2 separate regions of the Homo sapiens genome follow, and region 1 is linked to region 2. A link is a loop called in an ENCODE intact Hi-C map of the cell type or tissue named here. Cell type or tissue: heart right ventricle. All regions are shown on one strand. Links, peaks and the distances in the headings refer to the core of each region. The heading gives the core; the rest is flanking DNA.

Evidence for each region. Hi-C counts contacts between places; a loop is a spot of excess contacts. Peaks named below come from ENCODE experiments on the same cell type or tissue, not always from the same donor. Only the 100,000 strongest peaks of a DNase experiment are listed, where the experiment ranks them.
Region 1: a loop joins it to region 2, with 2.5 times the contacts of the local background. A loop is called at or near these places in 4 of 110 quality-filtered maps.

The regions. Positions count from the first base shown.
Region 1 is chr6:166,452,378-166,461,462 of GRCh38, forward strand. RPS6KA2 (ribosomal protein S6 kinase A2) reads right to left here. Exons shown (of 21, transcript NM_021135.6): 12 at 7,072-7,174. It overlaps RPS6KA2-IT1 (RPS6KA2 intronic transcript 1), which reads right to left. Exons shown (of 4, transcript NR_046793.1): 4 at 8,286-8,461. Among named protein-coding and RNA genes, the nearest start is that of RPS6KA2-IT1, 8.5 kb to the right of the region's middle. In heart right ventricle, for the core only: a CTCF peak has its summit at 4,134 (motif pointing right); no DNase peak of the experiment used is centred there; H3K27ac peaks cover 1,999 bases.
Region 2 is chr6:166,771,595-166,780,679 of GRCh38, forward strand. It overlaps a transcript of RPS6KA2 not described here. Among named protein-coding and RNA genes, the nearest start is that of RPS6KA2-AS1, 130 kb to the right of the region's middle. RefSeq lists an enhancer at 1-378. In heart right ventricle, for the core only: a CTCF peak has its summit at 3,778 (motif pointing right); a DNase peak (open chromatin) is centred at 3,807; H3K27me3 peaks cover 3,013 bases.

The DNA.
Region 1 (9,085 bases), core at 300-8,299, 320 kb before region 2:
TCAAAATGAACATATCACCCAAAGCAATCTACAGATTCAATGCAATCTCTATCAAAAAACCAACGTCATTTTTCACAGAATTAGAAAAAACAATCCTAAAGTTAACATGGAACCAACAAAGAGCCTGAATAGCCAAAGCAATTTTAAGCAAAAGGAACAAAGCTAGAACTAGAAGCATCACATTACCTGACTTCAATTATATCACAAGGAGATAGTAACTAAAATAGCATGGTACTGGTATAAACATAGACACACAGATTAACGGAACAGAATAGAAAACCCAGAAATAAAGCCACATGCAAAGTCAACAAAAACTTTGTGGGGAAAAGACACTCTTTTCAATAAATGATACCGGGAAAATTAGTTCGTCATAAGCAAAAGAATGAAACTGGACCCCTATGTCTCACCATATACAAAAATCAACTAAGAGATTAAAGACTTAAGTGATGAAAGACCTGAAACAATGAAAATACTAGAATAAATCCTAGAGAAAACTCTTTAGGACATGGGTCTAGCGAAAGACTTCGAAAGTCTTTTAAGGGCTGGGTGCAGTGGCTCACACCTGTAATCCCAGCACTTTGGGAGGCTGAGGCAGGTGGATCACTAGGTCAGGAGTTCGAGACCAGTCTGGCCAACATAGTGAAACCCTGTCTCTACTAAAAATACAAAAAAAATTAGCCAGGTGTGGTGGTGTACGCCTGTAATCCCAGCTGCTTGGGAGGCTGAGGCAGGAGAATTGCATGAACCCGGGAGGCGGAGGTTGCAGTGAGCCAAGATGGCGTCACTGCACTCCAGCCTGGGCGACAGAGTGAGACTCCATCACACACACACACACACACACACACACACACACAAAAAGGCTTTAAGACCAGCATAAGAAATCATCAACAGAATGAACAGACAACCTGCAGAATGGGAGAACATATTTGCAAACTATGCAACTGACAGGGGAGTAATATCTAGAATTTACAAGGAACTCGAACAACTCAACAACAACAACAAAACAAATAACCCCATTAAAAATTGACCAGAGGACATAAGTAGACATTTTTCAAAAGAAGACATACAGATGGCCAAACAGCATATAAAAAATGCTCAAGATCGCTAATCATCAGATAAATACAAATGAAAACCACAATGAGATATCACCTTACATCAGTCAGAATGGCTATTACTAAAAAGTCAAAAAAATAACAGATGTTGGTGAGGATGTGGAGAAAGGTGGTGGGAATGTAAATTAGTACAACCTCCATGAAAAACAGTACGGAAATTTCTCAAAGAACTAAATGGAACTATATTCGATGCAGCAATCCCACTGCTGGGCATTGCCCAAAGGAAAAGAAATCGTTGTCTCAAAAAGATACCCGCACTTGGAAGCTTACTGCAGCACTATTCACAATTGCAAAGTCATGGAATCAACCTAAGTGTCCATCAACAGGTGATTGGGTAAACAAAATGTGGTACATATACGCAATGGAATACTATTTAGTCATAAAAAAGAATGAAATCATGTCTTTTGCAGCAACATGGATGGAAAAGAAGGCCATTATTTTAAGTGAAACAACTCACACGTGGAAAGTCAAACATCGCATGTTCTCACTCATAAGTGGGTGCTAAATTGCTAAATAATGTCTGCATGTGGATGTCGAGTGTGGTGGGATAGAGAATGGAGACGTGGAAGGGTGGGAGAAGGTGAGGGATGAGAAATTACTTAATGGGTAAAATGAACACTCCTCAGGTGATGGTTACACTAAAAGACCAGCCCTCACCACTATGTACTCTACCCATGAACAAAACTACATCTGTACCTCTGAAATTTACAGAAATAAAAAATAAAACAGGCTGGGCGCGGTGGATCACACCTGTAATCTCAGCACTTTGGGAGGCTGAGGTGGGCAGATCACGAGGTCAGGAGTTCACGACCAGCCTAACCAACATGGTGAAGCCCTGTCTCTATTAAAAATACAAAAATTAGCCAGGCGGGGTGGCGCACGCCTGTAATCCCAGCTACTCAGGAGGCTGAGGCAGGAGAATCGCTTGAACCTGGGAGGTGGAGGTTGCAGTGAGCCAAGATCGCACCACTGCACTCTAGCCTGGGTGACAGAGCGAGACTCTGTCTCAAACAAAACAAAACAAAAAAACAAGCAAACGAAAAAATCCCAAAGTACTTAGACATAAATGTAGAAAAAGTCTGTTTCAGTGATATGTGTTACAGAAAAGAAAAAGGAGACACTAAATACTCCTCACTAAGACAATCATGGTCATGGTCAACAGTGGCCCATCTGTATCAGGATGCTTTGTAATGATTGCAGTGTGAGTCCTGCCAGCGAGACCAGGGCCATCAGAAGGAGCCACAGTTGCATGGACTGACAGAGACGTGGCTTCCTAATCGTTTGTCAAATCAAAAAAGCAAAAAGCTGTTGAACAATATGAAGAACCCAGACATTACTTAAAAAATTAAATATATTTTAATATATTTAAAAACAGAATAGGATAATAGATTAATATATTAAAATAGAATATATATTACACTAAAATAGAATACTATAATACATTATATAATATGTAAATTTATAATATATGAAAATATAATACGTAATTTTTCCTGAAAACACACATATGTACAAATTTAAACATTCTTATTTATATATCTTTTAAGACTCCCTGTATGTATAGTTGTGTGCATATTTGTATATTCGAGAATTCTCTACCCGCAGGCCTTTGTCTCTCAGCACTTCTTCCCCCCCTCGTCTGTTTAGGTGCTGTACTTTGAAAGGAAGAAAGTGCACCTAGTTCTCAGTTTTATCTCCACACGGTGCGGCAGGTGTGTGGGGGTGGGAGGCAGCTGCAGAGAACACGTGTTTTGTTTCTTAGCATCATATTTTGGGGACAACGGTTATGAGGGCAGCCGCTCCGAAGCCCAGGAGCCGGGCCCCACGCCGCGTGGGCCTCTGGTGCAAGCGGGGGCCAGGCCGTGGGCAGATGGACGACGCAGCGTCCCACTGGTGCTCTTCCTGGGGTAGGAAGCGTCATGGACCCGGGCTCATCTTCAGTGTCCTGAACCAAGAGGCAGCTAGAGCCAGGTGTCGGCCCTCAAAGGGGCCAAAAAAGGGGCCTTCACAGTCACCCCAGGTAGATGCCCACGCGACCCCTGGACTAATGTGACCAGAGTCGGCTGTGTTTGGAAATAAACTTCCAACGCTCCAGACTAGCGAAGCGTCGTTAAAAAACCGAAGGTACCCTGAGTGGTTTTTAGAAACTGAAATTCTGCAGCGCGACCCGGCAGAGAAGCTCGGGGCTTTCTGAGCGGCTCTGCTTCGCGGCACACGGAGCCGCTCGAGGAGGAGGCGCTCCTGCTACACCCGGTTTGCTCTCTGCACAAAGTCTGGCTTTGAGGTCTGCCTCCTCCCAAAGATCCCCTGAGCTACCACGGGCCGCAGATTCTCCCCCGGAAAAATGAAACACACATGGCTACATCATGGTTTAAGAAATCTTCAAACCTGGAGGCACTTTGATGTCTTCCCTTAGGGATTTAGACTCAGAGCTTGAGCTTATTCTGGGGAATCCGCAGAGCCACACGAGTGTGAAGTGCTGAGCAAGGATTGGGAGTCCAATTTACAGCCTGTGGAGGAGTGTGTGCGGGGGTGGGGGCACAGGCCATGTTAACTTGACAGACACAGTTTCATTGGTGAATGGAAAATCTGTAATTCCAATAAGCAATGTCTTCTAACCAACCAAGAGGCACGGAAGACACAGCCACAACCTTCCGTGGCCAGAGAACCCATGCCTCTCCTCACACAGACCAAGGAGAGCCTGCGGAAAGGGTAAAAGTAACAGCAATTTACCGAAGGCCAAGTGGATCTTCACCAAAAGTTAAGAGGCTGACATTTGGTCGGTGTGGCTAGCTAGTAAGGAAATGACAGGTGGCCTAAATAGAATTTAAAGCACTTTATAATCACCTGAGGGATGCCGATTTTCAGCACAGTATTTAAGAAGAGCAAAATTGTGAGTCAGATAAAAGGAGATGTAGAACTACAGTAATTACAAACAACCTCTCATGGTCCTGTGGGTATTTCCTGATTTGTGGAGTCTGCCTGATCGGTTTAAAATCTTAGATTGGCATCTCGGGCTAAGCAGCATGCTCTAGGGGGCAGCCAAGGTGTGATCAGGGAATAGAAACCAGCTTGAGCGCTGGCTGAAGTTTCAGAAAAGACTGAAAGCCTAACTGTAAGAAATTCCCACTGTGAGTCCAGGATCTAACATAGAGGATTTGTAGCTTATCCATTGCTTCAGAGTCACATTTCTACAGCTGCTCATTCACCCAGCCATGTGCTCAGCTCACATGCTTAGAAAATCCTACTCTCCTGTACAAATCAGAATGAGTTTAATGTGTCTTTAGCACTTCAATTACTACCTACCTCAAAGGCAAACAGTGGTGTGATAAATTAACTGAAACTGATTGGAGAACTGGAAACACTAAGGAATAAAAAAGGCAATTCTGAATAGCACTGGAGTGCATTGTGTCTAATTATGTTTTCCTTAGGCTATTATTAAAATACAATGGAATTCTCTAGAAGCTCAAAAAAAGCTTCCGGTTCCACTGGCCAACTAGGTTGGGGTTTAAATTCTTCACAGATAAGATAAAAGGCATGTCCATATGAATATTAGAGTTGACTGTATTAACATTTTCTTACCAAGCAGCACAAACATAGACTTTCTTTCCACATTTTAAACACACAGCCCCACATGTTGGCACCTCACGAGGATGTGTGCACGTTCTGTTAGGGACCTTATGGTCCTTGTGGACTTAGGGACAACGATCTCGTGGTCAGACCTAATTGCCTCTGAGCTCCTTTTACATTCAGGCCAACAATAGGTGGAGAAATATCATGACTTGCTTGGGTGACCTGTGGGCAGGGGCAGGAGGGAATCCCCAAATCCTGCCCCATCTTTTCAAACTCAGAAACTGAAAAGTAATCCTGTTCTGTGAATTGGGTTAAGTTTGTCAATGGGAAGGACCAACCCCAACACACAAATACTTTCTAAGGAAGCTGAGAATGGGGTGAGGTGAAAATCCCACAGTCACTTACCGGAGAGAGCAGACCCAGAAGTGTTCTCCAAGGCAGCCTCATTACATCATGAATCAGTGATGAACCAAAGCTATAATGATAGTTTTAATTCTACCTGGGGACTGCAGGATGACCCAAAAGAAGTAACTGAGCAGCCGGTGGCATGACTCCCTGGTTTACAGTGCCCGGAATCAGCTTTCTTCCTGTTCTTGGTACCAATGTGGCCTGGGTCAGGAGCTGGCCTAGGCCCATCAAAAGTCCCGCTAAAAGCCCCGCAACCCTCCCTATCTGCACACGCTCACACCCTCCTCAATGTGTTCATCTGGGTATATGGGAAACAGGGATTTCACCAACAGCTGAATCTGGAGGAACAAAGTGGATTCTCTAACTTCATCTACCTGACATTTTGTGGTTGACCATATATTTGTTTCCCGATTATCTTTTAAAAAATAAGAAAATTTCAGATTCAAAAGCAGCGAGAAAAAATACAGTGAATCCCCGTAGATCCAAGATGCAGCCTGGCCAACCACCAGCTCCCTGGACTTGTCCCACTTATGTCTACAGAAGGAGCTTGTGGATGGTTTTGTACATAACCAGCATACTGTTAGTGTTGTGGACTGAATTATGTCCTTCCCAAATTCAAATGTTAAGGCCCTACCCCCAAGTGTAACTGTATTTGGAGACAGGGCCTTGATATGGTTCAGCTTTGTGTCCCCACCCAAATCTCAGGCTCTGTGTCCCTACCCAAATCTCATCTTGGAGCCCTCATAATTCCCATGTGTTGTAGGAGGGACCTGGTGGGAGATGACTGAATTATGGGGGTGGGTCTTTCCTGTGCTGTTCTCATGATGGTCAATGAGTCTCATGAGATCTGAGAGTTTTAAAAAGGGGAGTTTCCCTGCACAAGCTCTCTCTTTGTTGCCATCCACGTAAGATGGGGCTTGCTTCTACTTGCCTTCTGCCACGATTGTGAGGCTTCCTCAGCCATGTGGAACTGTAAATTCACTAAACTTCTTTCTTTTGAAAAATTGCCCAGTCTCAGGTATGTCTTTATCAGCAGTGTGAAAACAGACTAATACAGGCCTTTAAGAGAATAACTGAAGTTAAGTGAGGATAAAAGTGTGGGGCCCTAATCCAAGAGGACTAGTGTCCTTATAAGAAGACAGAGAGACACCAGAGCTCCATCTTGCTGTCTTTGCACACACAGAAGAAAGGCCACGTGGGGACACAGCAAGAACACAGCTGTCTGCAAGTCAAGGCGAGAGCTCTCACCAGGAACCAACCCTGTCAGTACCTTGAACTTGGACTTCCAGCCTCCAGACTGTGAGAAAATAAATGACTGTTGTTTAAACCACACAGTCTGTAGTATTTTGTTATGATAGCCCTATCAGACCAGGATAATTACCATATATAAAAAAGCAGACTTTAATTCATTAATATCCCAAAAAGATAACTTTTAAAGGGAGCTGACCAGTTCTGATGAAATTTGCTAGACCCCAAGAGTAATTTCAGACACACCAGGAGACCAAATCTATGCATCCAATTGCTGTGCTATTTAGTAGCCGATACTACTTTTCAAATGGGTTTCTGTTTTTTGCATGAATAATATCTATAGCTCATAAATCTATAGACATAACTGACAGCCTTCCCTCTCCGTAAATGCACTTTAATTGAAAGAGGGATTTTAATTGCCTCCAGTTTCTTTTCTTGCTCTTGCTGTGTGTCTCTCTGACACAGGAAGTAACTGGACCGGTGTCTTGGAATAAGGATACCTTCATCATTTCCAAGGTGGAGGTTATATAGGGAACAACAGAGAACTGGGGCTATCACTTAAACCTTTATCACTGAGCAGAGAAAACAACAACAAAAAACCCAAACAGAATGGACAGTTATTTTCCATGAAAAGAATTCTGAGGCATGGGAATTTCTTGTTCCTAGATATCTGTCTCTAAGGGGTCAGGTGGGAGAAGCCACCGATAGAGGGAACCACTGTGGCACACACCTGTGGGCGTCCGCGCTGTGAACTCGGGGTCAAAGTGGAAGGTGTCCTCAGGCCTGCCCACTGCTGGTTTGAACGGTGGCTTGATCTCCTTCCGGTACAGCGTCTATTAATACAAGGAAAGCAAGACAGGGCACTGAGGATGCACAGACATTGCCACAGAACACTGGGGACAGAGAAACCTGCTGTGGGGAGGGAAGGATGTTCTTATCACAGACTGCATTGGCCTTGTGGATTACAAGGGATTTCTAAATACTCTGAAATATAGATGGCATAAAATATATTATGTGTAGTATGATAGATACTATGGCATATATAATAACGATGTATTATAGAAAGGTATAGAAAAGGCATAGTTTGAGGTATGAGGGTTTGGGGACATGCCAAGTGTTCTTCATTTTAGGGCAATAGTTTTCTAGCTTCTTCTTGGTAGTAGAATCTTCTTTTCCAAGTAAAATCATACAGGACAGCCACCACTTGCCCCCACTGGGGACAGCAGTGAAGAGGCCGTGTGGCTCTCTCCTCCCTGCCCTGGGACTTTGGGGCCAGCACCACGGAACTTCAGCTCTGCGGGGCACTGCAAAAACCGCCGACCCAGAGCCACCCCAGGGTGCTCTCTTGCCAGTGTCTCAGGGCCTGTGCTCTGGGGCCTTGGCACCTCTGCCAGAAACCTGCCTTGGGTGTCAGAATGAGGGCGCCCAGGCTCCTCGACAGGAGGACGCCTGCATCTGCAGAGAACCGGCCCTTCCCATGCCCCCTCTGGGCCCAAACTTATTTCCCCAACAGGACCTTGGACAGAAGGCACAGAAAGTCCACAGCCCTCTGTGCTCCGGTCTCAGAGCTGCCTGCCTGACAATGCTTTCCAAAGCTGAGATGTGTTGTTTTCAATCCTCTAGGGCAACAAGGCATTCTGTTGGGAATTCAATGTAAAGAAAGCACACACAGGTACCTGGAACCTGGCGTAGTCCTCAGGCGGGTGATGCTGCAGGTGGTGCTTAGATGGAGGGAGCCGGGGGAGCCCAGTGCTGAGAGAAGTGTGGAGGGGGAGGGGCACTGGAGGGAGGACTGGGGCCTGAGGCCTGACTGGAAGGCCGAGGGACCTCCGGGCAGATTCAGTAGAGGATGCTGGGTTTAGTCAAATCACCCTGACGACAGAAGGCACGGGCCATGCCAGTGTGCTGAGGGGCCAGCCTGGTAGTTAGCAGGGCAGCAGCAGGGCAGGGCCAGGCTGGGGTCTTGCCCCCCACTGAGCATGGGGTTTCCTTAATCCTGCCTAGGGAGGGTCCCCACGGTGTTCGCAGAAAACATCCAGCCTGGAGTCCTGTCCTGGGCACTTGTGTGTGACCATCTAGAGCTCAGTTCTGGACTCAGGGACCCTCATGGCCGTGCAGCTCTGGAAAATGGACACAGTGACTCCAGCTAAAACCTGTTCTACATCTCTGGAAAGCAAATTTCAACACCTCCTCCGATGAGGCCCGACGGGAAGGGAGAGGAGGGAGGAGGGCGTCTGACATCTGGGTCCCACCTGGGGCACACCCTGCTCTGCTTATCCGGGAGCACCTGGGTCAGAGCCCAGGCCAGAAACCAGGGCCCACAGCTACTGCAGGAGGGCGAGGTGCCAACAGACGCCCCCGAGCTCCCCCGGGGGCTTATCAGGCAGCAGGATGTGCCCTGATGTGCAAGAGCTCAGGGCGTGCACGCGGGAACCATCGGAGGAGAAACAGGATTGAATTCAGCCCTGAATTATTTGCTCATTTCCTGCCTTGGGGGCATAGATTTCATTAGCACCGAGTTACTCTTCAAGCCATTTTCAGAAATGAAAAGACGCTGCTTTCTGCAGTGAGGCACAGGACAGGTGGGAATAATCTCCCCAGACACATGTGCTTGCCTGAGGAAGTCTCCTGAGCTGGGAAGCCCAGGCCATCGGGTGCCACGAACAGGCCAGTGCAGCCCATTCCCCACCCAGAGAGTCCTGAGAGCCGGGCTATTAAGAATCCTGCTGAAGTCAAAATCACAT
Region 2 (9,085 bases), core at 694-8,693:
CTTTCTCCTTTAGCCTTTTCCTGCCACATTTCTCTTCTGTTCTCTGTTCCTTGGCTCATACCCACTGAAATATAAGAGATGAAGGAAGAAGCCAGAATTCAAATGAAATCTCCTTTGCCCCTACTGATGACTGCGGTTCAAGTGTCAGAAGACAGAGCGTTGGAATCACCATCTAAATGAAATGAGGCTAACAGGAGATGCCAGCGGCCTCTGCTGCCTCACATGGCCCTCGGTTGTCACGAGTGAGCACAGCTTTGGGGCTGGCTTCTCCCGAGTGTGCCATGAGGAAAGGGGTCCAGCGATTCTTCCCTGAGAGAAACCCCTGCACTGCGGGTGCCCATTCTCGCCTCAGCCTACACCTCCTCTGTCCTCCAACACAGCTGATGAGCGGCCGGTTTATCGAGGTGAGAATCATAGCTCTGTTTGTTTTATGTTCCCAACTGGACGGTAATTAATAACTGGCAAGAATACAGTTGCTAATGCTGACTTTACCACTTGTTTTTGCCATTTATGTACCTGTTTGTATTGTACTGGGCATGTATGGTGAGCCTATGTGGGGTTTCTACCCAGCAGCCCTTCTCCCCTCCTGGCAAGCACTCCCTTTCTTTCTATGGGACACTAGTTCCATGGAGTCCAGGTGGGAATGACCCCACCCCCCAGCCCCCCCACCACTGGGAGAAAGGCCCTAGCAGGGCTCCCTCAGAGCTGTCAGCCCCCTTGTCCTGGGATGGCCAGCCTGGCAGATGACCTAAGTCTGGGGTTTGTGCTTGCTCTGCCTTGGAAATGTGCCTGCCTGAGAATGGAGTCGAGCAAGGAGGAAGAGAAATTCAGTGTCCTGCCGACAGCTTCGGACGCTGGGATTCAGACCCACCAGAAACCATCTCTTTCAATGGTGTGAGCCAACAAATTGCCAATTTTAAGAAGGTTTGATTCTGTTTCTATAACTTGAAAAAGATGGTGAGACCCGGTGGAACATAAATGACGCTTTTACAGAAAAATACCTAATAGCATGAAAATCCCAAATGTGCCGCAATGTTGTGCCTTCGCCTATCACCTCATTCCACTCCATGACCTACTCTCAGGGCAACCAGCTTTTCAAAGGAAGTGCCCCACAGATGGCGCTACTAAGCCCGGCTGTCGGGACACACCTGAGACTGTGCATCCAGGGTATGCGGTGCTTGGGGTCCCTCATAAAAAGACACATTACTAAATTTTTCATATTGTCTTGTTTAGAATCACTGACTGTCTTTCCCTTCTCACTTCCTGGACTCTCTTCTTTGCAAACAACATTAAGAATGTTGTTAACTCCCCTGAATTAAACAGGGGAATCTGGAATGACTTGGACATTAAATGAGGATTCTCCAGCCACTCTGCAGCCACGCTATCCCTCCCACCTCCACCCCTTCTCTTCCTCCAAACTGGCCCCCACACCCATCCTCTCTACACCATGGTCAGCCTGCTGTGCGGGCTCCACGTCTGGGTCAACCCTGTGTGGGCAGAGAACAGGGGCAGCTTCCAGCTCCAGAAGGAAATCCCAGCTCCTCTACTACTCCTTTCCGATCCAGGACACGAGAGGAGAGGACTCCCCTTACGGATCCCATCTCCTCCCCTGAAGCATCTGTGACTGTGCAGGTTGGAGAAGGAGGCAGGGAAGGGGGTGAGGAGAGGGGGAAGAGGGGTCACAGGAAAGCCCAGTGTGCCCTAATGAGGGGCTTTCCATCACAGGGGAGTCAGAGCCCCCACAGGAAATCCTGACTCCTGAAGCAATCCACTTTTCTTTTCTTTCTTTTCGTTTTTTTTTGTTTTGTTTTGTTTTGTTGTTTTTGAGGTGGAGTCTCGCTGTGTCACCCAGGGTGGAGTACAGTAGTGCAGTCTTGGCTCACTGCAACCTCTGCCCCCCAGGTTCCAGTGATTCTCCTGCCTCAGCCTCGTGAGTAGCTGGGATTACAGGCGCCCACCACCACACCCAGCTAATTTTTGTGTTTTTAGCGGAGACAGGGTTTCACCATTGGCCAGGCTGGTCTGGAACTCCTGACCTCAGGTGATCTGCCTGCTTTGGCCTCCCGAAACACTGGGATTACAGGCGTGAGCCACTGCACCTGGCTGCAATCTGCTACTGTCCCCTTCCTCGTCTGTCCATCCTGTTACATACCTGTGACCACATTATCGTCAAAATACGTTTAACATGAATTTATTATCATCATGGCTAGCTCCACCAGGAAGAAAAAAAAACTACCGTTGAGATGACATAAAACGCTTTGTGCAAATGATCGTCCTCCAGGGGTATTCCGTGAAGAGGACACTTGTCATATAGCCAAGCATGCTTGCAGAAAATAAATGGACGTGGTCAGACAAATATTTTTGTGTGTTTCATTGATTTGAAATAAACTATCAGAAATTTCTAAACAAATACTCGCCAACCTTTTGGAAAAAAATATGGATTGAATCTTTTTTTTTAAGTCTAGAAAGTGACCCAGTGTTGTGGGAGAAATGTGAAAGGCAGGCACCATCGCTTTCACGGCACTTGGGGTCATAGTCTGGATGACCAAGATTCATTTGATCCTCAGGGGTCTTTTATGATTGGACTGCAAGTAAAGCTGCCAGCCAAATTTTATAACACAAAAGGTGTTCCGTGTGCTCACAGCACCCCTGCTTACCAGATGACAGAATGTCTTGAAGATTGTGCACGTTCCTCAAAAGACACATTTAGACAGTCATGGTCAGGCAGTTGATAGACTCGATATCAGCTATGAATTTCTCAGTGAAATTAGTGCATGGGATTCTAGAAAATTGGACACTTTCAAGTGGTGCTGTGGCTGGAGTGGTGCAGCCGTCTTTACCCAGCGAGCGTCCCGGCGTTGGTTATTCTGGGTCTTTGAGAATGCTGTGACTGTCCCTGCTGCTGCTGCACCCATCCCAGCACCACGTGGCTAAGCTCTCCCAAGATGCTACGGACCATGGTAGGGAGCTCAGCCTCCCAAGCAGCCAGCCAGGGTTTATTTCCTGGCACCAGAACTTAGGCAAGTCATTGGACTCCTCAGCCCCAATTTCCCTGTTTGTACAATTGAGGAAGACAGTCCCTTACACAGGGGTGGTGGGAGAAAGAAATGAGCTGGCCCATATTGGGCTCCCAGCAGACAGCAGCCATCAGTGAACATCAGCATGATGACGATGTGGGGAAAATTAAGGCGTTCCCAGATTACAGCAGCATAAAGGACCCCAAAACATCTCGCCCTTCTTTGAGAACGCTGGCATGTGTGCTTCTTGTCTGTGACCTCTGAGGAGTCGGATCCCCAGGTGCTTCAATAGCTCTGAGCTGTCCTTTATTTTGGATGAGCCCCGTCTTCCAGCTTTTAGGGTTGGGAGGGCAGAGGAGAAACGGCAGGTGGCACTGCGGATATTTTTACACAGGATAATGTGACCTGCCCAGCCTGCACCTGCGCTCAGCATCATCAGAGTTCCGTTTCTTATACTTAATTAGGCTACACAACCAATTTTACGATTTTACCATTTTGAAATCACGTGGGAGTTACCAAAATGGTTAATTTAAAACGGTTTTACCCAGACTTTGGGGGGCAGTCTTGATTCTTAAATGGCTTTGATGGCTTTGATAAACACCCTGGGCCCTTCCTCCAAAAAATACACACTCATTGAAAGCCCCCCCCACCCCCGGCCCCTTCGCACTATGCACAGCCCTCAGGAGCTCCACCTTTGGTTTTGGGGGAGTCTCTAAGTGCCCAAAAGTTTCCCTCGCAAATTTGCACGTCTACCACTAGATGGCAGCAGAGGACACAGCAAGTGAGAACACTCCGAGGCGCGTGCAGCCAATGAAATCCTGGAAACTTGTTACATTTTGTTATAACAAACAAAATATAGGCCTTGGTTTTCTTTAATCTTACTGATGTGCTCCTGGAAGAAGAAAAATGCTAATTTACACAGGGTCCACGTTGTAGGAAGGCTGAATTTGGTTTCCATGACCCCCGACTCTCCCTCCGCTGGTGCTCAGCTCTCCCCACACCTGCCAGCTTTATTTGGATTTCTGTCAGTTCTGAAGTATCAGCTACCTGAGGCTGCAGCATCAGCCAAGAAACCGTCTCTTTCAGACGCTTGCTGGCTTCAGGGCTGCAGCCCGGGGATCTTCTCTAGATAAAGCGCGGTGGAAACACACACAGACACATGACGATGCTGTCGACCCACATGCCTGAGCTCTGGGATTCCACGGCTGGAGCTCGGAACTGCGAAGGGGCAGAGACTGAGCGCAGGCAAAGGCGCACAGAGAGGACTACACAACACAAAGGATAATGTCCTCGCGATGGAGGAACCACTGTGGACAGTCAGGAAGACAGACACGCGTGGAGGGCCAGAACTGGAAGTGAGGGCGGGCATTGCTGGCTTTATCTGATCACTGGGAAGGGTGGTTGTGAAAGCCACTGAGGGTGTGTGCCTCTCCCCAGCCACAGCGGTGCTGGAGAGGAGGCTGGGGCGCTCACCACTCTTTCCTCTACCATCCGGCTCTGGGGGCCAGGTCCATGCAAAAATACGTGGAGAAAGTACAGCTTAGAGGACTTCTACTTCCAGCAAGACGCCAGGCAGAAATGACAGAGAATGATCTCGCTACACCCACTAGAAGTGGTGGATAAAACACAACAAAAAAGGAGGTTCAACGAAAAGCTGAGTTGTAAGAAGGAAGGATTAACCCACAGGCTCCAGAAATGAGGAGGACTGGAAGAGAGAGAATGGAGTCCCCGCACTGACTTTGAGACCGTCCTGGGGGCATTTTCCGTTTCTGTAATCTTCCAGGTTAGATTTCTTGTTTTTGTGTTTTAATTTTTTTTATATCGAGGTGAATTTCACACAACAAAATTGATCGTTTTAACATGAATGATGAGGTGGCGTTTAGTGCATTCACACTGACGTGTCACCAGGTAATTCCCAACATCTGCCTCTTCCACGCCCATGAAGCAGTTGCTCCCCACTCTGCCCTCCCAGTCCCTGGCAACCAGCAATCCGTGCCGTCTCTGTGGGTTCACCTGCTCTGGGCATTTGGTATAGACAGAACCGCACAGCGTGGGGTCTTCTGGGTCTGGCTTCTTTTGCTCTGCATGATGTGCTCGAGGTTCGTCCATGTTGCAGGGTGTGTCAACGCTTCCTTCCCTTTAGTGGCTACATAACATGCCATTGTTTGTTTACACCACAGTTTGTGCGTCCATTCATCCATTGATGGACATGTGGGCTGTCTCTTATCTTTTGGCGACTGTGAGTTGTGCTGCTATAAACAAGTGTGTGCGTATTTTTGTTTCAGTACCTGTTTTCAACAATCTTGGGTACATACCTAGGAGGGGGTCAGCCGCAGCCTTTCATGTGCTTCTCCGCCATTTGTAGTTCTCTTTTGGAGAAATGTCTACTTAAGCCCATCACCCATTTTTTCATTGGGCTGGTGGTCTTTTTGTTGTTCAAGCTTGGGTTTTAATATGCTGGAGATACAGGGAAGGAGGATGGGGCGGCTGTGAGGTGAAGAGCTGGACCTGAGGTTGCTGCGGGAGGCCTGAGCAGGGAGCGCAAAGCCTGGACGAAAGCCCCGACCAGCTGAGAAGAGGACGGGAGACATCGAACTTGTCCTGGGCTCAGGTTAACAATACATGGATTTTACGTCTTCTCTGATAATTAAAAATGCCAGGCCTGTGCCTTCCATGAGTTTGGGTGTGAATTCATAATGACAAGGGTGGCTCAGGGTGAAGTTTAATGTGACAGCTGGTCTGGTGCCAGGAACATGCCTAAGTCACAAACCCAGAACTCCGCTGAAGGGACCACCTGAAACTGAGCCACGGGGAAAGCACAGAGAGAGGAAGTGGCCTCCGAGTGCACGCACAGCCAGGAGCCCCAGAACCCAGGCAGCGCCACTCTGCACGATGGGCAGAGGACACACAAAAAGGCAAAAATGGAGCCAAGAATTCCAGAGAACAGATGAACAATATTCAGGAGTATTAAAGAAGTATTGTTAAAAGTTATAAAATCATAAAGAACATAGTAAAAGAAATAAATGTAAACAAGTTGGAAAGAATAAATTAAAACTGCTACGGTTCACAGATAGTATAAATCTCTACAGAATCCAAGAGAATCTACAGAGAATTTATTAATTTGAATAAGAGGGTATGGAAAGGTTATGGATGGAAAAGTAATATTCAAAAGCAGTTTTGGCAATACAGCAGAAAATAATTTTAAATGATAGCATTTGCAATTGTGAGAGAGAGAGAAAAGAGAAGAAAAAACCTTATAAGCTATAAAAGAGACATCTAAAAAAATGTGTAATGTCTTTACAGAAAAGATGAGTAACTTTATTGAAAGATATAAAAGAAGACTAAAGTAAATCTTAATACAGTAAATATAGCAATTTTTCCAAAGTCAATCTGTAAATTTAATTTAATAAAATCATAATCCAAAAAGGACGATTTTTTCTGAATTTAAAACAAAGTGATTTTGAAGGCTGAAGGACAGCCAACACCATTTTAAAGACACAGAAGCAAAGACAAGCCCTGGCAGGGAGATATCGGTGCTTACGTTAGCCTTAGAAGAACTCAGAGGGTGCCACGGGCGCAGCAGAGCCTGGAGACCTGCCTGCCTCTGTGTGGGGCTCACGAAAGGGCAAAGCTGTTAGAGAACAGCAGGGTGAGATGGCCTCTGCAACGACTGGCGCCGGCCAACTGACTGATCAACCTCATACCATATATATCAATACATTCAAGATGCGTTAAAGGCCAGAATGTGAAAAAACCAAACCACAATGTTCAAAAGGATATCCAGGAGATGATATGGTTGTTTTAACTTGAGCTACTAAAGAATTCTTTAAACAACTCAGAACGCCATACATTGTTTTACAAATTGTTTTTTAGGCTGGGCATGGTGGCTCACACCTGTAATCTCAGCACTTTCGGAGGCCGAGATGGGTGGATCACCTGAGGTCAGGAGTTCAAGACCAGCCTGGCCAACACGGCGAAACCCCGTCTCTACTAAAAATATAAAAATTAGACGGTTGTGGTGGCACGCGCCTATAGTCCCAGCTACTCGGGAGGCTGAGGCAGGAGAATCTCTTGAACCCAGGAGGCAGAGGTTGCAGTGAGCCAAGATCATGCCATTGCACTCCAGCCCGGGTGACAAGAGTGAAACTCTATCAAAAAAACAACAAGATTAACCCATTAACTCATGTGTTAATAAGATGCGTCCACTCCTGTCAGAGAGTGAGCTCCTGGCTCCTACAAACAGCACCGTAAGCGCCACGCTGCGTCTGGTGAGAGTTGGAGAAGCAAAAACTCTGGCCCGTTGCTATTGACTACACTGATGCTCTGATACACCCAGCATTCAGCTGCTTTGGAGAGCAGTTTGTCGATAGCAGATTAACTTGAAAATGCGCAAATCTTGTGGCCTGCCGATTTCACATTGACGTGTCTAGACAGGGAGTGTAACTCTGGCGCACACTGATGGGGAGACAGGTGCGAGCTTTCTCACTGGCACTGCTTCAAAGATCAAAACATTGAACGTAATCTAACGGTTCCTTGGTGGGAGAGTGGAAAAGTAAACTATGGCATTTTTCCTACCGTGATGTTCTCTACGGCCCTCAGGATGGTGCAACAGAGCTCTGTCATCAGCAGGGGTCAATCCCAAAATATCCTAAGGAGTTGTTTTTAAAGTAAGCTTCAAAAGCAAAGAGACTGCCTTCCGTCCAGTAAAGATTTAAAGCACACCTGTAATTTATAGATGCTGAGTCTCATGGACTGAATTGTATCCTCAAAATTCCTGTGTTGAAGCCCGGCCCGCACATGTGGAGGGTGTGAGTCTGGAAATGCTCAGGGACCCCCGGGCTTCACAAGATGACTGAGACATTGGAGGAGGGGCCTGGGAGCCTGTGCTTGTGACCCCAACCCTTGGCTGGTGGAATAGGGGAGAGCCCAGGGCTAAGGGAGAGAAAGAACCAGTAACCCATGTGCCGGAGCCGCTCCGGGGCCTCAGTCTAGTCAGGATCCAGATCACACAGCCGTGATCGCCCACATCCCGTCCACAGAGCACTTGCTCTGTGTCCTTAGGTGAGCGGCCAGGGTGTTTCCTTTCCATGAGCAGATTCGGCTCAACTCATCCTCCTCTCACCCCAGACTCTCACCAGGCAGAAGAGGAACTGGATGGCTGACTGCAGAAGGGACCCATGAAGTGAGGGCGGCCAAGAGAAATAACGGCAAGGCTGGGGCTAGCGTTGCCGACGGCTGCTGGAAAAGGACTCACCAAGTCCCTCAGCTCGCTAGAGACAACCAATGCTCTCAGTGGCAAACACTGGGGTGGCAGACTGGGAAGGAGATAGTTTTTTTGAACTCATCCCAAGGATACCACCATATTTTAAAAAGTGCCAAGATGACAGTGCTCCCCCTTTTCTATGGGAGATAGGGAAAGGCCTCCTCTGCTTTTCTTCATGGTGGGAGGCCTTGCTAATTTCTCAGGCAAGGGGATGGCTCAAAGCAGGAGAAGTGTTCCTTGGCAAGCAATGAGTAGCGTCACTGTGACCAATAGCAGCATAGTTCTGGGCTGCATCGCGTACCCCAAAATCCATGCCTTGAAGTCCAGCCCCAGTGCCTGGGAATGTGTCCTGATTTGGGAAAGGGCCATTGCAGCTGGGCTTAGCTGAGAGGCAGTCACCTCGGAGTATGTGGGCCTAGTCCAATATGATGGTGTCCTCAGAGGCACAGAAACAGGTGCATGGGGGACAATGGCCACCTGGCCATGGGGAGAGAGATGGGGGAAGGACCACCAGCAACCATGAAGCCAGAGAGAGGCCCGAGCACAGCCTCCCTCACAGCCCCAGCGGGAGCCAGGCCTGCGGCACCTGGACCTGGGGCTTCTGGCCTCGGGACTGTGAGACGACCAACCTCTATTGTTTAAGTCGCCCAGTCTCGGTGCCTTGTTACGGCAGCTCTGGCAAATGCGTATACCACAGAAGCCAGAGGTTCCCTTCATGGGCCCACCCAGAGGAGCTGGAGAACCAGGAGAAAACATCATTCAGTGTTTAACCAAGGGGAGGGGTCAGACTTGAAATATGAGCCAA